Regions from separate parts of the Mus musculus genome. Here regions 1 and 3 are each linked to region 2. A link is a loop called in an ENCODE intact Hi-C map of the cell type or tissue named here. Cell type or tissue: heart. All regions are shown on one strand.

What was found. Peaks named below come from ENCODE experiments on the same cell type or tissue, not always from the same donor. Only the 100,000 strongest peaks of a DNase experiment are listed, where the experiment ranks them.
Region 1: it touches region 2 in a loop (2.6-fold over the local background); 5 of 42 quality-filtered maps call a loop at or near these places.
Region 3: it touches region 2 in a loop (12-fold over the local background); 2 of 42 quality-filtered maps call a loop at or near these places.

The regions. Positions count from the first base shown.
Region 1 is chr7:55,790,844-55,798,843 of GRCm38, reverse strand. Tubgcp5 (tubulin, gamma complex associated protein 5) reads right to left here and starts at 4,719. Exons shown (of 23, transcript NM_146190.3): 1 at 4,504-4,719; 2 at 2,893-2,946; 3 at 2,697-2,805; 4 at 1-12. The coding sequence starts at 4,649. In heart, no CTCF peak of the experiment used is centred here; a DNase peak (open chromatin) is centred at 4,703; H3K4me3 peaks cover 2,035 bases; H3K27ac peaks cover 1,465 bases.
Region 2 is chr7:55,957,523-55,965,522 of GRCm38, reverse strand. It overlaps Nipa2 (non imprinted in Prader-Willi/Angelman syndrome 2 homolog (human)), which reads left to right and starts at 3,030. Exons shown (of 7, transcript NM_001256130.1): 1 at 3,030-3,323; 2 at 3,951-4,071. It overlaps A230056P14Rik (RIKEN cDNA A230056P14 gene), which reads right to left and starts at 2,992. Exons shown (of 6, transcript NR_015495.2): 1 at 2,851-2,992. In heart, a CTCF peak has its summit at 3,114; a DNase peak (open chromatin) is centred at 2,982; H3K4me3 peaks cover 1,919 bases; H3K27ac peaks cover 1,704 bases.
Region 3 is chr7:55,845,989-55,853,988 of GRCm38, reverse strand. The region is part of intron 1 of Cyfip1 (cytoplasmic FMR1 interacting protein 1); the gene reads right to left. Among named protein-coding and RNA genes, the nearest start is that of Cyfip1, 7.9 kb to the right of the region's middle. In heart, no CTCF peak of the experiment used is centred here; a DNase peak (open chromatin) is centred at 958; H3K27ac peaks cover 575 bases.

The DNA.
Region 1 (8,000 bases), 170 kb after region 2:
ATGTGCATCTGTCTTTAAAATAAAAAGAGAGACAGGCGAATCAGCCGGAGGTTGGTAAGTGCTTCTGAAGCCAGACTGAGTAATGAAAGAGCTACACAACACTTGTTTACACACCTGCTCATTTTAGGAAACATGAGTTATCATAAGGTAAATTGTATTCTCTAAACTTCTTCCATAACTCAAACGTTTACATAAAAGGAGTCTAAGTCACATGAGGTTTGGTTCCCTAGTTCTAACAAGTGTAAGACATTTGACTGGGTTAAAGATTTTATTTCTATAGGAACTGTAATATAATTCTCTAGAACATGACATTATGGCTAAGTGATGTTATTTTCCAGTGGCAATATGCATCCTGAAGATTAAACATATCTAACAGTTTGCCTATTTGACTATAACCTCTATAAGAATCACATTTACATTCAGCACAAATACTGCACATCTATAATTGCACGGAGTACAAGTGTACCTGTTTGCTGCACTCAGAGAAGTCAAAGATGCTCTTGGCCTTTGTTGTAAAGATTTACTTGTTATTTTATGTGTATGGGTACTTTGCTTCCATGTGTGTATATGCAGCAAATGCATGCAGCACTCTCTTAGACCAGAAGAGTGCTGCTCCCTTGGAACTGGACTTACAGGCAGGCATTTGTGCGTGGTGCTGGAACTGAACCAGGTCCTCTGGATAAGCAGTAGTTGCTCCTAACTGTTGAGTTATTTCTCCAGCCCTGTTGGTGTTAAGTTTGCATTTATCTTATGGAGGGGGTCAGTATTTTTTTTTTTAAATAAACCTAAAAGTCTTTTGATTTTCTTTCACTAGAAACCACACTGCCAAGACATTTCAAGTTTCAACAGATCTTTGTTATGACTCTCATAAACCAATCAAATCTATCTAATGAAAAGTACTATTTTTGCATGTTAGCCTTTCTATGACCCAAATTTCTGAGTCTTTCCTTGTTCATAGCACTGATGTCTAAACTGTAATGTTAGCTATGCAGAAAAAGTTAATGGAGATCCAAGTAGCCGAAGCTTTGAACATTCTCCAAGAAGGCTTGTTTTCATGGACGGCTTGCCAGCCAACTGCTAGTTAACAGTTCTTAGGATTTTTAACTGGTTAATAATAGGGAAAGCTCACATCTAGAATCATACTGTCCTATTTTTTTTTTTAAAAAAAAATTGGTATTTTTGAAGAATTATGGGCTTTTCTTTAGGAAATCTGGAACTTCAGTCAATGTAGCCAGGAAATGCTTTGTTTTAGGTATGTTGATGGTATGCCTTGGTATGTAGATGGCCTTGAACTTGCAACCCTCCGGTTCTCTGTTTCCTTACACTAAGACAACAGGTACAAGATTCAATGCTAACATTCACAAATGAGAGAAAGCATGCGATCTTTTTTCTGCTGGGTCTTGATGATCTCTAGCTCTATTTGCTCGTGAATTTTCTAATGTCATTCTTCTTGAGGGCTGAATAATATTCCACTATATAAATACACTACATTTGCATTATCCATTCATCAGCTGTAGGATAGTAGGCTGTTTTCACTTCCTGGCTATTGTGAGAGTAACAAAGACTAGGATGAGCAGGAACCTCAATGGCAGAATATCGAGTCCTTTGGCTGTGTGCCCGAGAGTGGTACAGCTCATCATGTGGAAGATTTGTAGTTTTGGAGACAGAAACTGTTCTCTGTCCACAACAGGGCAGGTGTACAAGGCCACATACTCATGACTACAGAGGCAGCACAAATGAAAATTTTATGCATTAGAATAAGAAAGGACACAAATTGGGTGTGTATGGAGGGATGACGAGGAGTTGGAGTAGCAGTGAATATGGCCAAAACTCACTGTATGAAATTCTCAAAGGACCCAATAAACACCACCACCAACAAAGTAGAGCACATGTGCACATAATACAAACCCTCAGAGCACACAACAAATGAAGTAATCTCCATTTAATTTTCACCAGGCATCACTTAGCCTTTTGAGAAGTACATCATTAGGCAGCTTTGGTGTTGAGTGAGAGAACCTCCTTGATGACACTTACAGAACCCTAAAGGCATAGCCTATCATGCATGCGCTTCGTTTCTGCTTTCTGCTCTAGTCATCTCTTTCCTGACTGGAATCTAGATGAGTTAATGGTAATAAACGATAGAAATGATGATGCTAGACTAAGAAGACACTAGTGCTAAGAATTCTTGTAGCAAATCACTGTACCTAAGGGTGGCCTTGGAGCCCCTGACATAATATAAAAGCACATTTGGGATACGGCTGCTATCTGAGAAATTCAAGGTAGCCAAATAGTGCTGATTTCTGTAACCGTAGTAAATTCCAAGTGAGACAGCAAACAAGAGCACACTGCTTATGTCCTACCAAACCTGAGGCCACAGCTACCCCATTCTCTCTGAGGCCCTGCTCCAGTCAGGGGATACTACTAAATAGAGCGTTCATGAAGAGATAACACAGTGATGATAATTATACTGCACAGAGTGACTGCAAAAGCCCGGCAGTGAGCAGTGGTGGCCCACGCCTATAACCACAACATTCTGGAAGCAGAGGCAGGTGGGATCTCTGAGTTTGAGGCCAGCCTGGTCTACAAGGTGGGTTCCAGGACAGTCAGAGCGTCACAGAACCCTGTCTCGGAACGACAAAGAGCAGCAACAGCAACAAGAGTGACTACAACTGGAGAGCTCACGGCTGAAGGCTTACCTTTATTTTCTCTGTGCTGGGAAGAGATGCATTTAGGAACTCCTTAGTTAATCTCTTCCAACTAGCAGCTTTGTTGAGATCAGAATGAATGGTGAATTTTTCATAAATTCTAAAATGTTAAAAAAAAAATCAATTAGTACCTAAATAGCTTTTGAGAACGCATCAATGAATACATATAGACAGAGAATCAACATACCCTTCTATTGTTTTTTCTACTTTGTGACTGTTGACATCCAAGAAACGATGAAATCTGGTAAAGATAAAATACAGTTTTTAATGTCAGTGTCACATGGCAGTATTTACTGTCAGGTAGCTAAGTATACTTGAGTCACAGCTCTCCATGTCCCTGCATATGTCTGACACCCCTGACAACCTGTCCTCTGGCTCCTTTGTCTTTTTATATGTCCCACAGTTATGTTCAGTATAACATATTTTCCTAGGGTTTTTGCTAGATCTTGCTATGTGGCTCTGAGCTCACTAGGAAGCTAAGGATAGCCTTCAACTCACAGCAATCCTCCTGCCTGAGCCACCCAAGTGGGTATACTTTTTAGTGCAAAATTCTGATGTAATTATAGGCATACATCATTGTGACTGGATTTTCTTTGTCTTTTTAATGTAAGAGAGAAGCCCAGTGAAATCTTAACATTTGTCCTCTGAATAATTCTGCTAAATGTACAAAATGAAATACAAAGAAAAGCAAACATATTCATGTACAATTATCAAATATTTAGAAAGCTTTGAAAGGGTCTGGAGAGATGCCTCGGGGGTTAAGAGCCCACGCCATTGCTCAGGGTCCCCAGGTTCTATTCACAGCACCCACAGGCTGTTTATAATCCCAGTTCCAGGGGATCAGCTGCCTTGGGCACCAGGCACACACATGCACACGTGTACACAGAGTCAAATCATACACATAACATCATCAACAACAAAACCTAAAATTTAGCAGTGGGACCAAAGGCTGTCATTAATGTAACAACGAACAACATGTGGAAATAAAGCAACTGTAACACAAGGTGACTGCCACATGTTTTCTACGGGTGACACTGGTGACAGAGTGTTATAGGTATGCTTTTAGTACTTCTGTTATACTATGCAGCATCTATGTCTCTTCCCAACTCTAAAATGACTATCCCCTCCCTCCTATCTGCCACTAGAAAAAATACTTGTGGTACATCTGCTTTTCGAGTTACCTGACTTCTTTGAATCCTTGTTCTTTCTATAGGTTATAACTAGAAATTGCACTTGTGGTTTTGGATCGTTGGCTTGCTTCCCATCAACCTGAGAGGTCTGTAGTCTCACGAACTAGGCAGACACTCACGTCCTGCGCTTAGAATCAGGATCACAGTCTGACAAACTGTTCACTGTTTAGGGTGACTTCTACTAGACATGCTATGTGTTGCTCAATAGTAGAACTTGAATTTGTTTTATGCAATGCAAAGGGAGGACACAGAAGCGGGGAAACTTGTAAGTGGTCCGAGCAAGAGAAGAGGGGGGTTGGTGAGACAAACAAAAAACAAAACAAAACAAAAAACCCCCAAAAAACCTAACAGGATGTGATCAGAATTTGGCGCTAAAAATTCACTTTCCCAGCCATCAAATGACTTTTGATGTGCACCGTACTGCGTGCGGGTGAGCAGAGTCAACAGCTCTCTAGGAATGTGCCGCTGCAACTGCGGGTTTCTCGCAAGGGCACCTAAGGGGAAACCAAGGCACAGCAGCTGCAGCAGACGCAGGGGTGCCGGAGGCCGCACTCCCGACCCGGACCCGCCCGCCCGCGCGACTTCAGCTCGTAGCCGCGATCCCACACCTGAAGTTGGACCAGACGAAGTCCAGGGCCAGCTGGAAGTTGGGGTCCGCCTCGTCCTGCAGCCCCGTAACCTGCCGGACGAGCTCGCACACATCATGCTCCAGCTGTCTGTCCATCCGGCTCCCGGACGACTTAGGCCGGGCCATTGCCGCGGCGTACCTATCAGGATCTCTGCTAAGTGGCGACTGTTCTCGCGAGAGTTCCGCCCGTCCCGGCACCGGGGTTTCGAGATGTGGAGGATGTTTCCGCGAGAGTTCCGGCAGCCCCGGAGCTGTGCCTGGGAAAGGTGCTGATGGGAGTGGATGCTGGTTGCTGGATGCGGTGCGTCCGTGGGTGGGGAAGAGATGTGCTCTTTCTGCTTGCACACCGGGAAATCCGAGAGTCTTCAGACAGCTAACCATTATTTATTATTAATCATTGTTAATAAGGGACTCTGGATACTCCTGATTAACGATTTAAATTCTGATGCATTTTGAGCCAACCAGTTTTTTGGTTCCAGGGTATAGTTTCCGACATTTTTGAACATCGTGACTTATTTGTTCATGCTCCGGCCTTCACTTTCTCCTCCAGACGACCTAAACTGGGCTCTCAGAGCTCCCCAACTAAACACATGCTTCTGATTAGACCAGGAACATATGGTTAAAGCAGCGATAGTGCCCATTTATGTATTACAATGGCTCTGAACCTTCCAAATGCTGTGACCCTTTAATATAGTTCCTCTCGCTGGGATGACCCATAACCATTAAATTATTTCGTTGCTACTTCATAGTTATACTTTTGCTAGTTTACGAATTGTAATGTAACTATCTGATGTGTGATCCCTACTGCGGGTCACTGCCCACATGCTGAAACTGCTGGTTTATTAGTAAGGTGGAGATGTATGTGAGGGCCAGCTGTCTGTCACCCACTTGATGGCCGGGGATGCTTTTCTGTTACTGTTCTTTGTGCACCCACAGCTTTGGGTTAGGCCGACCTTCCCTATGGAGGACTTGTCCTTGTTACAGTACAGGCAGTTGTGCTTTCTTGTTAGAACCCTCGAACAAGTTCTCAAGAAAGGGAAAGTGGCTCTGAGTTCAAGGCCAGCCTACAGAGTGAGTTCCAGGACAGCCAGGGCTATACAGAGAAACCCTGTCTCGAAAAAAAAAAAAAAAAATCAGAACAAAACAACCAAAACAACAACAGCAACAACAAACCCAAAACAAAACAAAAAAAGCTGGCTTACTTAATAAAGTTGCTGGCTGTCAGGCCTGGCTGCTTGCATCCCATCGTGTGGACTCACATGATAGGAGAGAACCATGTCCCATAAGTAGTCTTATAATTCCCATGTGTGCGTACCTCCACCCCATACAAAAATAAATTTTAAAACGTCATTTTCAAAATATAAAAAGGGGAAAGCACTCTTGAGAGCAGACGTGGGCAAAGTCGTCAGAGCAGCAGCTGGAGCCTTTGAGCCTTTATAAATCGTCCGCATTAGGTAGCACCTGCCACCCCAATTGGTACTTGCCTGACTTTTTCTTAGACGAATCCCTCACGAGGAAGGTCTTTGTTGAGGCCAGGCTAAGTTACTCCATATTGAATAAAACAGTTGTTATCCCCTAAGCTGTGCACTGCCCCAGGAGACTGTTTTACAAGAGGCCTTTGACTCCATTCTGCAGCTGAGTAGATCCAGAGAAAGCAGCAGATAGGCACCCGCGTAAAGCAAAGACAGTTAGCTTGTCCCTGGGACTAGAGAGGGAGCCACACTGTAAGTTGAATGGGGGAGACTTGGAACTGTGAAGGCAGACTGACGTATTAAATCTGGCAAACCAGGCACAAGGACTTATCAAACATACCAGATGGAGAAAATGCTGTGTCTCCCTCATGTGGATGCCATAAGTGATAGACACCCACCACTGTGATGTTATGGCTGCACACAAACCTATTATATGGTGTGTGCATCAAGGACTTGGCTAAGTCCCCCACTGTTGATGTAGCCTCCCCACTGCCTCAAATGCCCAGTTGTTCTCCTGCTGATCTGGAGCTAATCTGCAGTGCTCTGATCCTGACTTATTTTCTGCTACAGACCAGGCTTGCTGTCTTCATCCTGAATCCAGATTTCGCAGCTTCACACTCAAGCCTGACTCGAGCAGCTTCACCAGCAGTTTCTACCACTAGCTTTCTCCTGGCACTGGTCTGACTTGTTTATACAGATCTTTTCTCCATCCACTTCTGAAACCTCTTGTACTCATTCATTCTGTAGCCTACACACACACACACACACACACACACACACACACACACACACACAGGGAGACAGACAGACAGACAGATAGACAGAGATAGAGACAAGGACAGATTTGGATATATTTATTGTGTGCTGTGTGATATGAGACTTGATATTGGTAATTAAGGTTGGAACTTGTATTCATCTAGGCGGATGTGTTTATAAAAAGATAAAGAGAGGAGGGGATATGTTCTATGGAGCTGTGGTGAGGTATGGAAGAAGAGGGTGTCTCAGCAGGCCCATAGAATAGAGTTTATTCAGGGCATGGGGAGGGGAGTTAAGAGGGTAGTAGAGTCAGAGAAAGGCAGAGAGAGAGAGAGGAATAGAGAAGAAGAGGAGTAGAGGAGTAGAGGCTGGCCATGAGCACGTGAAGAGAGACGGAGAAGGGAATGGGGAGAGATGGGGGAAGGGACAGAGTGGGAGCAAGAAGGGAAGAGCAAGAAGGGGGGGTGTCATTCAGCCTCTTTTATAGTGGGTCAGGCCTACCTGGCTATTGCAGGGTAACTGTGGGGAGGAGCATACCTGGCTCCTGTTGCCAGGTATCTCTGTGGGGTTGAGCTTAGACAGAATGCTAACATAGGCTACCAAGATTTTATGGCAAATTGCTGTCATTAAAGCCAGAAAGCCTTGTGAATTTATTGCTATTCAATAAACTCTGACATTGTGGAAAGACACACCACAAGTGTGCCTATGTTTAATCTGCCAACTGGCTTGAGCTCTCTCCCGGTGTTGTGTAAAGCTCAGATGAAGAAGCGTCCAGTTTCCCTGAAAACAGGCTTGCTTTGTATGCTAATTTGGGTGCTGTTGTCCCCATTCTCCTGTCCCCATTCTCTTGTCATATCCTTATACACAGCTTTGGGGCATTAAGAAGAAGGCCCATAAGACTATCTCTTGACTGAGTAGTAGGCTTTGGTTTTCTATAGCAGTTGACTGAAATCAACATGGTAGGGAGTTTGGTTTGAAACTTGTTACGTAGCCAGGTGTGGTGGCACACGCTTTTAATCCCAGCACTCGGGAGGCAGAGGCAGGCGGATTTCTGAGTTCGAGGCCAACCTGGTCTACAAAGTGAATTCCAGGACAGCCAAGGCTACACAGAAAAACTCTTGTCTCAAAAAACCAAAAAAAAAAAAAAAAAAAAAAGAAACTTGTTACATGTCTTAGGAGACACAAAACTTTACAAGATTATGTCAGAGACCATCCCCTGAGAAAGTGAGCCCTTCACAATCTCCCTAAC
Region 2 (8,000 bases):
TCCCAGAGTTGGGGAGGCAGAGGTGAGTAGATCTCTGTGAGTTCAAAGCCTGGTGAGTTCTAGGATAGGTATAGCTACCTAGTGAGAATTGGTCTCAGAAAACAAAAGCAAACAAAAAACTACTATGCATCTTGACTGGTTTTGTAGAAGTGACAAACAGGATTTAATTGCTTTATTGAGGTATAATTGGCACATAAGAGGTTGTAATCATCTAGTGTGTTTTCTTGGTTAGGATTCCATTGCTGTGAAGACGCACCATGAATAAGGCAGCTCTTATAAAAGACAGCATTTAATTGGGGCAGACATGGTGCTAGAGAAGGAGCTAAGAGTACATCTTGATTCAAAGGCACTGAGAAGGGTACTCTCTGTGCACTGGGTGGAGCTTGCATATCTGACCTCAAATACCACCACCACAGTGACACCTACTCCAACAAGGCCACACCTCCTAATAATAGGCCAAGCATATTCAAACCACCACAAGCATATCATGCAGTGTATGTGATGAAAGTCACATCAGGAACAAAACTGAAAACAGTCGTTATGCCAGTTTCCTTTGGGTCCTTGAAACCTGCTTTTCTTGCCCCTCCGTGCCCACACCATCACTTTTTGTCACTATGTGCTACTTCCTAGTCCCTAGATTTTCTTTTCCAAGATTTATTATTATTTATGTGCATTGATGTGTTTGCCTGCATGTTTGTCTGTGCAAGGGTGCCAGATCCTCTGGAACTAGAGTTACACTGGTGAGCTGCCATGTGGGTGCTGGGAATCGAACCCTGGTCTTATGGAAGAGCAGCCAGTGTTCTTACCAGCTGAGCCCTCTCTCCAGCTCCCATTTCCTTTTAATTCTCTTAGCCAGATATTTTATGTACAAGGAGAGGCTGGCTTTCACTTCTCAGAGACTCAGTCATTTTATAGCATCTATCAGTAGTTCACTTCGTTTTATTACTGGCTAGTTTCCCACTCACATTAGGCTATTTGCGATGTGTACAGGTGTGCTTGTTGTCATTGCAAATATAACCGCTGTAGCTATAGAATATTTATTTACAATTTCTCTCATGCTTATATGAATGTTTTCATTTCTTTTTGATAGATAACTTAAACAGTTGGGTCATATGGTTGTAGTATGTTTAGCTTTTTTTTTTTTTTTGAGACACCATCTGTCTATATAGCCCTATCTGTCCTGGAACTTCCTGTGTAGACCAGACTGGGTTGAACTCTGCCTTCTAAGTGCTGGAATTAAAGGTATCTGCTACCATGTTTAACTATATTCAACTTTTGTAGAAGCTGTCAGTCCATTTCCCAAGGTTGTGCTAGTTTAAATTCCATCAGGAACATATGAGAATTACAATATTATTTAACTTTTCTTTTGTTTTGTTTTCCTTTGGAAACAATGTCTCACGCTGTAACCAAGCTTCCCTGAAAATGTGTATGTAGCTCAGGCTAGTCTTCAATTTGTGGCAATCCTGCTGTTTCTGTCTCCTAAGGGCCTACAAAAATTAGATTTTAAAACTTTAAAGGTACCCATGATCACTGCTTGAACAGTCACACAATATTAGATATGGAACATTATGACTTAGAAAAATGATTTGCGCATTTAAGGAGCCCGCAGCATACTAAATAGGCACTCACACACACACACACACATACACACACACACACACCACACTCACTCCACTGTGTGATGTGAGTACTGGCTTGGAGGACCAGATAATGAGTGTGACAGTAGCTAAAGGATTGTAATGATGAAAGCAGATGGATGAGAAGGATCTGTACCTTGGATGTTTAGGACAATGGGGAGGAGGGAGTGAGAAGGAGGAAGGGAAGGGAGAGGGAGGTGCCACAAGATAATTCTCTACCACGGTTAAATTACAATGCTGATCCCACATACGGCACACACCTGTTCAAATGAACCAACCAGTGCCTTTATGATAATCAACAGGTCTTTGGAGATGTCTGTTGCCATCTTTATCAGTTAAGTTATTGCTGCCTATCAATTTAAACCAAAATGAGGTGGCAATCACTTATTCTTTCTTTTAGGCCGATGGGTCAGTGGGGCAGTTTTGCTGATGTGAACCAACCTGACCCTTGCCAGCAATTCTGAGTTAGCCAGGAAGGAAGTCAGTATGGTGGCTTTGTTCCTGGTCTACATTGTACTACATTTGTTCTCCATTATTCCCTCCTGCCCACCAGTCCGGGCTTCTTATCAAGTTTCATTGCATTTTTCTTTGCTCAATACCATTCCCCCAGCCAATGCAGATTCAGGGAGAGTGGAGATGCAGGTACTGTAAAATTTGTGGACACATGGAAAGGTGGAAAAATTGGAGTCATTCTGTATTTACCTGATCATCAAAGTCCCACTTGCATGTCATCTAGAAATTAGCCTACCCTAAAAATTGAGCAAAATAAGTCCTCAAGAGCCAGTTCTAAGACACTTGGGTATCTGGTTGTCAAGTTCACAGCAGAGTAGCTTTTAAATTAGCTACTTAGCCACTCCCTCAATGTTTTAGACCATCACGTCCAAAGCATTAGCATAGGAGATAGGAAAACTACAGTGCTGTTTTTAATGTTTCAATAAATGTATAATTCATTTTACAAGGATCTCCCTCCCAAACACACCCAAACAAATGTTCTTGGAGTAACATATCCTGTAAACAAGGATTTTCAGCAGCCTTCAATGGTCTTTTCAAAGCAAAAGCAGCCGAGAAAAAGCTATTACTTTGTTTCCTGTGCATCTCGTGGAAAAGATCTCTTGTCCAAATCACAAGGTCCTCCTCCACAAGCTTTACTGTCTCTTCCCTGGAAACCTGCCTCCTTGTCCCGCCCACTTCCGCCCTTTGCGGTCAAACCCACCTCCTCCATCCCAAAGGTCCCACGTGAAGACTCCCAGGAAATCGGATTTTAAATAACAGGGCTGGATTTTTGATGAGTAGGTGAGCAAAGATGACCTTAGAAGGTACGGCTCCTCCGGCTCGCTGTCAGGGCGGGGCGAAGAGCCTTGCGGAGGCGGGGCCTGAGCTGTGCCTGCCCAGCGCGCGCGGTTTACGTCACTAGTCTGCGCCCAGGTTTCCCGGCAGGTTCTCGGCGGCTCTTCTGGTGCTGGCCGCGGTGCGGCCGAAGGCTGTCCGAGGTAGGCTCCTCTCGGCTCTCCCATGGAGGAGGCGGCGCTCACTGCAGTCTCGGATGCACGAACTTCCCGCGGGACGTCGCCGGAGACGGTGGCTGTGTGCGCGCAGGAGCGAGCTGCCTGCGTGGGGGTCTGAGCGGGCACCGGGGTCGCGTCCCGGAGGGAGCCGAGTCGCCCGCCGGCCTGCGACGGCCCTAAGGTAGCTACTTCCTGTAAGCGAGCTCCAGGGCGGAGCTGCGGGCTGTGTCGGCCGCCTGAGGTCGGAGAAGGGCCCCGGGGCGACTTGCTTTTTCGCGTGTTCTGGGGTGGACGCAGCTTCCCTGGTGATCCGCAGTGAGTCGGATTGATTGCCATTCAATCCGGCAGAAGTCTGGCTGGTTGGCCCTGTCCGGTCGCGTACTCGTTAAGTTCTGCATATCAGTTTTATTTGCCTTCGTGAGTTTTCAGAAGATGGTTTCGGCTTGCTGTAACGTTTTGAGCTTGCTTGACTCAGTTCCCTGGCACTTAATAGGGTTTACACAAAATGCAGGGTTTGGGGTTCCTGCTTCTTTGATTTCTCTACGATAATGGCAAGGCATTTAGTTTAGGAGTGGTCTTGAGTGCAGTTTCTTTAGATTCTATATCATGTGCCCGTTTGATACCATATTAATTATTTTTAAAGTTAAAAGAGGAAGTCTGAGATTTGACGTTTTTCATTCCAGTAAGCTGTATGTAGAAGCTCTTACAGTACTTACTAAGTGAAAGAACAGGAAGGCCAGTAACTATATATCTAAGTATTTAGTAATTTTCTGTCCTTTCACCTACTTCCATATTTTCTTCTTTCCAGGGTGGAACTACTCTGCCGTGGTTAAATACTTTAAATGGGAATAAAGGATAGCGTTTCCAAGAAAATGAGAATGAATAAATCATCTCTGTTTTTTAAAAGAAAGACCATATTAAACTTACATGTAAGTTAAAATTTTAATTTCTAACAGTATTGCTAAGTTAGATCGGAGATTAGGTTCTGTAGTATTTTTTTGTTTGGTTGTTTGGTTGTTTTTTGTTTTGATTTTTATAGAGACAGGGTTTCTCTGTGTAGTCCTGGCTGTCCTGGAACTCACTCTGTAGACCAGGCTGGCCTCCTCTGCCTCCCTAGTGCTGGGATTAATGGCATGCGCCACCACTGCCCGGAGGTTCCTGCCCACCTCTTGTCTAGCTTGTCTTGTTGAGTCAGTAAACTTTAGGTTGATTGAGAGGCCCCATCAGGAAAAATAAGGTGGAGAATGACTGATAATGTTGTTTTCTTTAGTTTTTCACAGATACGGGAAATACCACTACTAGGTGTGCACACACAAGAAAAATGAGCTAAACCTGAAGCTGAGACTGCTATAAGCTTTAGATAGTAGTAAACATTATGTAGAAGTAGACTTAAGAGCTGAACTTTTACAGCCAGGTATGGTGATACAAGCTTGTAATTCCAGCACTCCGGAGGCTGGGACAGGATGATTTCAAGATCAAGGCCAGCCTGGACTCCATAAGGAGACCCTTCAGTTCTAACATTTTAAGATGATATGGCAGTCAGGATTAGTAGAGCCAATCTCTTTTCTGAGTGATCCTCTCATGAGTGCCTAACATTCTGAGATGTGTTTTCTGTGGCTGTCAAGGAGAAATAACACTATCCTCTGATATTGTTTGAAGTGGTAGCCCTTTGATGTAAGGAAAGCAGTTCTACTGACTTTGAAGCTCTGTGAAGATATAAAATGAGTCACATATGATTAAATAGTACCCAATTTTTTTCTATAGAAAATATAAAAAGCTTTACCTAAATCTGACTTATTTGAGGGCATTTGTTGTGGTAGACACAAGAACTCTGTAGAGCGACATGACATGTGATGGTGGGTTGAAGAGAGACTTGCATCAAAGGATGCAAAGTAACAGGTATATAGAGTAAGTTGTGAGATTTAATGTATAACATGAAGGTTATAGTTAGTAAAAATTGTATTAGAGACTTTAAAACTCCCTACTTGACAAACTAAAGTTCTACATACTTCTTTATTGTAGAACTAAGCACATATCTCAGATTAAAACATTCCCAGCTATAACATTTTGTATATAGCTAGTTGTATTGATTTTGTATAGATAAATTTGAAATTAACACTTGTATAAAGTTCTGTGAGGACTTTAAGTAAGAATAAATGGATTGCAGGTGTGTTCATATTTTTTGGCTTTGTGTCTTGCTTATAGGGCTCCTGTGTGGTCTAACATGTAATGTTGGAATGTTACTCTACTGTGGTATCTCACATAACTTTGCTCACTTAGACTCAACCATAGTAATCTTTCCTTTCCCAGAAAACAGCATACCTGCTCTTAAGTAGAGCCTGCGTTTATAGTGCCACTTTGTTCTTTTTCCATCCCTTTCAAGTCTGCGCAGTGTTACCTCATCAAGGCCTCCTCCCTTAGCGCCTTAGTGTGCATTATTTTTCACCATGGCATTTACCACATTGCAGTGCCCTTTTATTTCTTGTTTTACCTTGCTTCTGTCTGGGAGGTAACTTTCATGAAGACCAGAGTTTTGGTCTGTGTTTTTCTTCATGGCTCTATCCCCTTGTTCATACATTATGTACTCAGAACACCTTTGTTAGTTTAAGTAAATGTGATTTATAGGCAAGCCCAGTTTTTCACTGAGAGCCACAGCGAAGGAGGTTATGATCTATATAAGTAACCTTAATACAGGTTAGGAAATTCAGAATGGAATAGGCTAAAGTCTAGGGAATTCAGGAAACATGGTAGTTACTTTGGCTCCTGGAATTCAACTAGGAATTGCTTACAGGAGTGCTTTTTGGTTGGGCCCTTTGCAATGAAGCCGGTAAATAGACAATTAGGAGTAGATTAAAGTGGTAGCCATGGAAAGAACACAAGGTGTGTGAAATACAGTATTAGGAACTAAGATTTAAAAGTTAGGTGTGAGCTGGGCGTAGTGGTGCACGCCTTTAATCCCAGCACTTGGGAGGCAGAGGCAGGCGGATTTCTGAGTTTGAGGCCAGCCTGGTCTACAAAGTGAGTGCCAGGACAGCCAGGGCTACACAGAGAAACCCTGTCTCGAAAAACAAACAAACAAACAAACAAAAAAAAAGTTAGGTGTGGAACAAAGGAAAGGTCTTAGTTATTGGTAACTACATTGGGACCCCCAATGTTAGCTGCAAGTTACCTGCTGTGACTAGGCGGCATCCTTTGAGAAAAGGGTAGAATAAAGGATGGCACCTCACCTCTTGAGTCTGGTTCTGCTTCCTGCTTGTTATTACAAGTTATTTAATGTCTCTACCCGCCCGTTTTTCTCATTCCTAGCTTCTTCCACTTAAAGAGTTAAATGTCCTGCTTTGTTAGTCACTACCTTGATACAGGGTCTCTCACTGAGCCGGTAGCTGTGCTGGTAACAAGTCTGAGAAGTCCATTTCTCTGCTTTCTCTCTCCTGTTCCCAGTGCTGCCATTATAGGTACTGATGAGGCCATACCCAGCTTTTTTTTTTAAAGATTTATTATTATATCTAAGTACACTGTAGCTGTCTTCAGATGCACCAGAAGAGGACGTCAGATCTCATTACGGATGGTTGTGAGCCACCATGTGGTTGCTGGGATTTGAACTCAGGACCTTCGGAAGAGCAGTCGGTGCTCTTAACCACTGAGCCATCTCTCCAGCCCCATACCCAGCTTTTTAAAACTTTGGTGCAGGGTTTTGAACTTGGGTCCTCATATTTGCTGAGCTATCTTTCATGCCTTCTGTTTTCTCTTTCAGCTGTCTTTTAAGCTTGACCCTGTCTTATAAAAAATATCCATGTGGCATGTGCTCAGCTTTGTTTGACCTTCAGTTACAGAGAGTAGGAACAGGATCAGAGACTATCAAAGCAACTCATTTCTTTCAGGACATTCACACATATGTCCTATTAGTAAACTGTAAGTCCAAATGAGGTAATTATTTTTCCGAGTTTAGTGGCTCGTGGCTACCTTAGAATTTGAAGATTAAGTCTGCACTCCTCCCCAACTGGTATAATTCCAGAAGTAAACAGACTGAAAAAGCAACCTTAATTCTAGAAAGCTGTTCATATAAAATTTGCTACCACAAATGAGTGCTTTTGTGGAAAACCAACACAGATAGCCAAAGTAATTGTCTTTAAGGAACTTAGTGAGTTTGAAGATGAGTTTTTCTTCAGGGAGCTGAAGACTTGGCTCAGTGTTAAGAGCACTTGTTGCTCTTGGAGATGACTGGCACTGACAGCCATGTGTAACTCAGTTTCAGGGGACTGACCTTCAGCGGCCCCAGCAGCGCACATGTGTACAGACATAAAATCACTATTTCAAGTTTGTCTTGAAAGACAGAACAGTGACTGATAATTTCTAAAGTCACGTGTACGTGATTGAGGCAACTTGCCCCCAAAGCCCTTCTGCTTTACATGTTTGGGTAGTATGTAGGTAAAAAGGAAAAGGAAAGAGAAAGGAAGTTTTAAACAGTGTCATGAAATGTTAAATTGTGAAGGAAATTCTTACATAAGGCAAAATAAAAGTAGGAGCAATTAACTTTCATTGACCTTAGAATAAAATGAACGGCTTTCTAGAATTAAGGTTGCTTTTTTACTATGTTTACTTCTGGAAATATACCAGTTGGGGAGGAGTGCAGACTTGTCTTCAGTTCTAAGTCGGCCACTAAACTATGAAAATGAATGCCCTTATTTGAATTTAAGTGCATTATTTTAAGCACCCCTTTACCTTATTGATTGGGGGCAGAGAGGGGGGCCAGTCAGTTCTCACTTCATGAACCTGGCCTGTAAGTAAGGTAGACCACAGTTTCTTAGTTTCCTGTACTCAAACCAAAGAAAGAGAACACTACACACGCCATGCAGAG
Region 3 (8,000 bases), 110 kb after region 2:
AAAAAAGACTCTAAGGGACTCAGGCAATTTAACAACAGAAAAGCAACTCATTCCATTCTGAGATGGTCAAAGGACATTTAGACAAAAGACAAATGGGTGTTTCTCAAAAGGAGTTATATGAAGAGCATCACTAATCACCAAGCAGATATGAAGCAAAACCACAATGAGGGATCCCCACTTCCCAAGGGAATGACCATTATTAAAAAGAAAAATGCTGGGCTGGAGAGATGGCTCAGTGGGTAAGAGCACCTGACTGCTCTTCTGAAGGTCCAGAGTTCAAATCCCAGCAACCACATGGTGGCTCACAACCATCCGTAACAAGATCTGACTCCCTCTTCTGGTGTGTCTGAAGACAGCTACAGTGTACTTACATGTAATAAATAAATAAATCTTTAAAAAAAAAATGCTGGTGAGGATGTAGAGACATGAGAATCCTTAGATGACACTGAGCTGGTCCAGTCACTATGGAACAGTACACAGTTCCTCAAAAAATTAAAAATATGTCTACCACAAGATCCAACAATTCCACTACTGAGTATTTATCCAAGGAATTAATAACACTGTCAAAAAAGCAACTAGAACCCTGCTTATTTTTATTACTGCCTGTAATAACTGTTCTTTAATCTGCATTTCTCTTACTGCCTCTATGACTGGGCACATTCCTATACAGTAGCCAGTTTGTGACCTGCAGCCCCATCCCTTTTCAATGGCTTGCTGGTGTGGGCTGGCTGCTGCTTTGCTCTGAATCCTCTTCTTCTCCCATTCATGAAGTCACTCACTACACTTCTGACATGACAACTTTGGCAGAACTGTAGCAAACTTGTTTCCAGGTCAAGCTACTTGCTTTTCCATTTTGCTTGCTTTTTCGGAAACGTAACTTCTGTTTTCTTGGGGGGCTGGAGAGTGAACTGAGGAGGTATTGCGAGGTCTAATGCTTTTACCATGCCAAATGTGTCAGCCTTCCACTCTGGAATTTCCTCTTTCATTTCTAAATTTACCAAAGAGTGCCAGCCTGGGTCTGGGGAGGAAGTGGTTTCTAATAGTCTACAACTCAGCAAACTATTGATGTCACTCTCAGAAGCCAAAAAACCCTCTCATGTCAGACAGTGTTAAGGCAATGAGTAATTCCAGAGAATTAATTTAAAAGTAAAATTTGGATCTAAGTTCAATAAATTGATGATGAGATGTGTGTGTGTGTGTGTGTGTATTTATATATTCTAGAATATATGTGTTGTCCTAGTATGCTTTCTAATGCTGTGATAGACACCATGACTAAATAAACCTAGGAGGAAAGGGTTTATCTAAGTTCCAGGTACCAGTCAATCACTAGCAAAGTCAGGAATTTGGAGACAGGAACTAATGCAGAGACTGTGGGGGAATTCCACTTACTGATTTGTTCCCTGTGACTTACTCAGCCTGGTTTTTTGAATGCCCATGGATGGCCCCTCAGTGGACAGGGCCCTCCTCATTAGTCAATGCTCAAGAAAACGTCCCATAGACAAGCCCACAGGCCAATACCACAGAGACAATTCCTCAACAGAGACTCCCTCTCCGCCGATATGTTCAAGCCTGATAGTCAAGGTAACAGAAACTAACGAGCACAACTGTAAAAATTAAAACACACACAAAACTTCTACCTGTTAAATGGACAAATAAAACAATGACAGTTCTCCAAGGAAGTATAAATGATTGATAAATACTTTTAAAACAATTAAGTATCTTCAGCCATCAAAAAAAATGCTTATTAAAGCTACTTTGAAATTCCATCTCACCCCAGTCAGAAAGATTACCATCAAGTTAAAAAAGATGAGGAGTTCCAGAGATGACTCAGTGGATAAACACACACACTGCTCCTTCAAAAGAGCCAAGTTCGATTCTCAAACACCCATGTCGGGCAACTGACAACCACCACCAGTTGCAGCTCCAGGGGATCCAATACCTTCTTCTGGCCTCTCTAGGCACCTATAGTCAGGTGTACATCCCATAATTAAAAACTCATGAAACCTGAAAAAGGACAAGTGCCATTGAGGATGTAGTGAAACAACCCGTGTTTACAGCTGATGGCAATACCCAACCGTTAGAGGCACTACCCTATTCTGTTTACTACAAGAGACACTTGCACATCCATCCTTACTGCACCTCTTTTCAAAACACCCAGGGAAAAGAATTAGCCCAGATATCACCCATTCTCAGAGTAAAAGATAACAAAAACAGGCCACATATACACATTGGAATCTTATTCAGCCATTAAAAAATAAAATTGCAAAATCTGCAGCAAAGTGGAGCTGCAAATTCCTTTCTTGTTCCTTGAGAATTTCATATAAGGGGTTTTTATTACATTCACTTCCAACCCACCCACTAGGTTTCACCCTCACCTCCTTGCCCTGCCTCTAGCTTTCTTGTTTTGTTTGTTTGTTTTTTAAATAACACACAGTCTTGAGCCTCAGCTCCCCACATGCTCTTGGGGGTGGGGTCATCCACTGGAACGTGATCAACATACCTTACAGCAAATGACTTTCCCCCAGAATCCACTAACCATCCACAACTCCTCAGGTACGAGTATAGGCTGATTGGCTGGCTTACCCTTGGGCAGGCTTTGGGCAGACAACCACGGTTACTATGAACAACTGAAAATCCTTAGATTAAGTTAGGTAACCCAGGCTCAGAAACACAAATACCACATGATCTCTCACGTACGGATATCCTAGCTTCTAAAGGCTATACGTGTGCCCAGGCTATGGTGGCACAAGCACATCTTTAACGCCAGCACTTGGGAGGAAGAGGCAGGTACATCATTGAGTTTGAGGCCAGCCTAGTTTACAAAGCAAGTTCCAGGAATGCCAAGGCTGCATAGAGAAACCGTGTCTTGGGGGTGCTAGAATGGGGGGAGTGTTTGTGTGGGGGGAAGAATAAGTGTGAGGAGAACCGAGAGAACTAGAAATGGGCCCAGGAGACAGTAGAAAAGAAGTGACCGGGTTGCTGAGAGCAACGACAGGACACATGAGCTACAGAAGAGGAAGAGGGGATGACTAGGGAAGATGTGTACAGCAAAAAAAGTGGGGCAGGGAAGTGGGGGTTCACAGCTTCTCATAGCTTGTATGTATAAGAGGTACAGTTTCTTCTCAGCTAGATTCCAGAAGACAAGCAACTTAAGTGTATCCCCACAAAAGGAACACTGACCTGATCTCTGTTGGAGACGGCAGTTCTCTAAAACATGTTATTAAAATACCAAGACTCACCCCTGTGACAACTATCTAGGAAGTTTATGGTCAAAGTCAAATTCTAGTCTAGACATAGCTATGATGATAATCTTTAAATGAGATAAATATTAAAGTCAGTCAACTTTAAGCAAAGCAGACTACCCCAACTTAGATGGATCTCATCCAATGAGCTAAAGGTCTTAAGAAAAAAAGAATGCTGACAGCCCTCAAGAAAGAGGGCATTTTGCTTCTGTGTGGTCTTTGGTTTCAGGTTGCACGCAGCATTTAAGTATTCTGTGCAGTTCCAGCTTAGACTGCTTTGCAGAATCTGGCCCTGCCAGTCTCCACAGCTGTGTGAAGCAACTCCCTAAAGTGGATCTCAGTGTTTCTGTCTGCCTCCCCCGGCCCACGTGTATACCCCATTTATTCTGTTTTTCTGGAGAACTCTAGTTATAACGCTGATTACCACCCCCGGCCCCGACTCCTGCAATCAGAGCAAACAATAACAGGCAAATGGGTCTGTACAAAATCCTTCTGAGTCTGGTGCGTGGGACGGAAACAAAGCTGAATTCCGACAGCCTCTGAGATTCAAGCACAGTCAAAGATCTCTGAAGGCAGCTGACCCCGGGGAGCCAAGAGGAGAAGTGGCTTTCGGCTCCCTGCTTCTGTAGAGGCTGCTGCATGGTTTGTGGGTGGTAAACAAAAGAACATGCTTTAGAATAGAAGAGCTCTAGGCTGGGGTGCAGCTTAGTGCTGCTGCAGCGCCAAGGCTCCGGGTATGTGATTCTGAGGCAGGACAGAAAGGCAGGTTGAATTACATACGGGTGCATAAGAACAGAGACCCTCACTCCAGAGTCACCAGCTGAAATTCAAGAATTCCAGCCCAATGCACATTTGCTGTGAAGGTTATGGAAATAGAGACAAGGCTTCCTTTATGTTAGAATAGCAGCTAACCGGGCTTAATGTGTATGACCTTCAACAGAGGTTCTAAATCCATTCATCTTGCTAGGACAAACACAATGGCAAAAAACAACTCAGGGAAGAAAATGCTTATCTGGCTTACAATTCCAGCTTACAGTCCATTGCTTCAGGGGGATCAAGTGAAGAACGGAAAGCTTCACATGGACAGTCAAGCACAGAGACAGAATAAACGCATGGACCCTTGCTCACTTGCTCTCCGTCAGATTTCTCTGTCTACGTCTTTCCTGCATAGGGAATGGTGCCACTCATAATAGGCTAGGTCTTCCAGCATCAATTGGCAGTTGATGTCATCCTCTATAGACCTGCCTGCTGCTTGATCCAGACACTCTCTCACTGTAACTCCATTTCTCAGGTGGCTCCCTCCAGGTTAGTCAAGTTGACAAACCAACCAGCACAGTAAAGCCTCACTCCTGTCCTGGATATTGCCTGGGAATCACACCAAAAAAAAAAAAAAAAAAAAAAAAAAAGACTATTAATTTTGTTTACAGTACAGATATCCTAACTCTCTGTATGTCGTGTGGCTATTGTAAAGGCAACTAAGCATGTCTCTCTTAACTCTTGCACTAAACATCCATGTAAAAATTTTCTTTTGGGCTGAAGAGATGGCTCAGTGGTTAAGTGGTTTGACTGCTCTTCCAAAGGTCCTGAGTTCAAATCCCAGCAACCACATGGTGGCTCACAACCATCCATAATGAGATCTGGTATCCTCTTTAGGTGGGTCTGAAGACAGCTACAGTGTACTTAATAATAATAATAATAATAATAATAATAATAATAATAATAAATCTTTTAATAAATTACAACATCTGCTTCATGCTGGCCAGTCTCGATATTTTGGCAAAGAACTGGTTTTACCTGAGTCAAGAGTCCCCAAATATTAAGGGGATTCAGTGTGGACCTGTGCCTTAACTTGTGTTCCCACTGACAATTCTTCAAACAAAAGTCTTCTTTCATTGAGTGGCTTGAAGAAGAAATCCGATATTCTTGCCAGCTGTGTTAGCCAGGACAAGGTTACAAGCAACCACATTCAGGAGTGGAAACCACTGCTTTCTGACTATCAGTTTTTCTTCTCTGTGGAACAAAATCCCTGCATGAGCTTGGGGAATACAAAGTAAAGAACTTGACAAGTTTGGCCAGGAGAATGGATGTGGTGTGAATACAAACCACAGGCATTGTGGATTCAGGGTCATTATAGCTATCATTGTCCATCTGTTTCATTCATAACTAAAACCTTTGGGAGCCGAAGTTCAATGTCCACCATTTCTGCCGTCACTGCCAGGCTTGAAGAAGCAAGCATATTAACATTGGCTGGGGAGCAACGAGGAAGAACTATTAGTTTCTGCAGGGCTCACCCACCCCCTGCTCCCTGCCACCTTCCCAGAAGCTGAAGGACAACATGGTTTCTTTGGGACCATCTGCTCAGAAGCTGTTAATGAAAATCTTTTAAAAATATTACAGATACAAATGTTGTGTTTAAAGTATTCTGGAAGCCTTCCATTAGATACTTTGTAACCTGTGTTACAAAGGCTACTGGTAGCCATCAGTTCTCCAGATAAACAGAACAAATAGTAAAATAGCTTAAAAAAATCATAATAATACCTAATTTTCATTACATGTAAATAGACAAGGTATTCAAATTGAAAGGCAGAGATATTCAAAATGGTTTTAAAAAATTCAAAGGAGCCATGAGAAACACATTTTAAAGACACTAAGGAAGTGAAACAAAAGAATGGAAAAAGATACACCAAACAAGCATGGTGCAAAAAGCCTTTAATCTCGGACTCAGGAGGCAGAAGAAAAGAAGCAAGTGGATCTCCATGAGTTCAAAGCCAGACTGGTCTACATAGTAAGTGCCAGGCCAGCCAAGATTACATAGTAAGACCCTGTCAGAAGAATGCAAAGATACAAAATGAAAAGCAAAACCCAAAAATAATGGCAATGACTAGCCTGATACAGAAAAAGGAACTTGAAAATAAAAAAAATTATTACTAAAAGAAACATAGCCAGACATTGTGGCACTTGCTGGGCACCCCATCATTCAGAAGGCAAGAAGATGACTGTGTGTCTGAGACCATCCTGGACTGCATAATGATACCAGACTAGCCAGGGCCTTGGCAGGGTAGGAATGAGAAGGCACTATGAAAGTCAATCACAATCCAGCACTGTGACATAACAGTTTCAAGCATACAGGTACCTTACAACCCAGTCAACACATGCAGCTACAGGTGACAAGGAGAAAAATCCTTGCTTGTGTAAAGCAGTTATTAAAAGAATTCTCAACAAAGTTGCACGATGTAAAACATTATAAAAGAAAATAGCATGCAAACAATTATTACTGAACTATCTGGCTCCTAAATCGTAAACCAATCTAATAACTCTTTTTTTATAACCTGTATATATTCTAGAAGAATGGAACCCTAATTTATCCCTAGCAGTTGCTACTAAGTGAAACAGATCAAAAACCTTGTTTGAGACAGACACTGAGGGTGATGGGGACTGAGAGGTTAGCTAAAGCCAGGAAGGTACCCTGCTGTAATACTGATTCAACAGATGACTGAGGGTCCAACATTTAGAGGACAGTATTTTGTACCTTTTCTTCTAATTTTTTTAAACTGGCAAATTTAAGGACCTAATGATTGAACTCAACACCTGGCTTTCCATCTAATCTTGGACTATTTCATCTGTCCATGCTTCACCCACCCACCAAGTGTGGTAAATAACAGCTGCATCTATTTCAAGGACTGGGCAAATAATACGTGAACTGAGAAGTCAGCAAACTACAGGACGTTGTCTTTTTACATAAAGAATTTCCCTGGCAGACAGCCACACCCACTCATTTTCCACGAGGCTCTAATGCTACAGCACATAAACAAGGCCCACAGAACGGAGACTATTCACAATCTGCACCTTTGCCAGAAAGGGAGCACTGGCTTACAAAGATGCACGAAACATGGGATGTCTTAAGAACGTGAGCACAATTTCCCTTCCCTGGTGGTTTGAACTGGAATGGTCCCCAGAGGCTCATCTATTTGAGCTCCCTCGTCTGACAGTGGCAGTACTTGAGAAGGATTAGAACAGTGGTTCTCAACCTTCCTAATGCTGCCACCCTTTAATAAAGTTCCTCATGCTGGGCTGACCCCCAGCTGTAATTTTTGCTACTGTTAAGAATCACAATGGAGAACTGGGCGTGGTGTCGCAAGCCTTTAGTCCCAGCACTTGGAGGCAGAGGCAGGCGGATTTCTGAGTTCGAGGCCAGCCTGGTCTACAGAGTGAGTTCCAGGATAGCCAGGGCTATACAGAGAAACCCTGTCTCAAAAAACCAAAAAAAAAAAAGAATCACAATGGAAATATTTCCAATGGTCTTAGGCAACCTTTGTGAAAGGCTCGTTCAGTCCCCAAAGGAACCTCAATGTACAGGCTGAGAAGTGCTGTATTTGAAGGATTAGGAAGTGCCACATTGCTGGAGGAAATGTGTCACAGGGGCTTTTGAGATTTCAAAAGCCTATGCCAGGCCTCTCTCCTCTCTCTCCCTCCCCCTCTCCATCTCTCTGGATCAGGATGTAGCTCTCAGCTACTGCTCCAGTGCCATGCCTACCACAATACTCCTGCCATGAGAATGAACTAAAATCTCTGACACTTGTAAGCAAGCCCTCAATTCAATGTTTTCCTTTATAAGAGTTGCCTTTGCCCAAGCGTCTCTTCACACCAATACAACGGTGAGTCACCTTCAGAGTGATGTCCTTGAGCATGTACTCAAGGATACTGACACAAGATCAACTGGAGTGTTGATAAATGTTAAAGCACAATATCAGGCGCTGA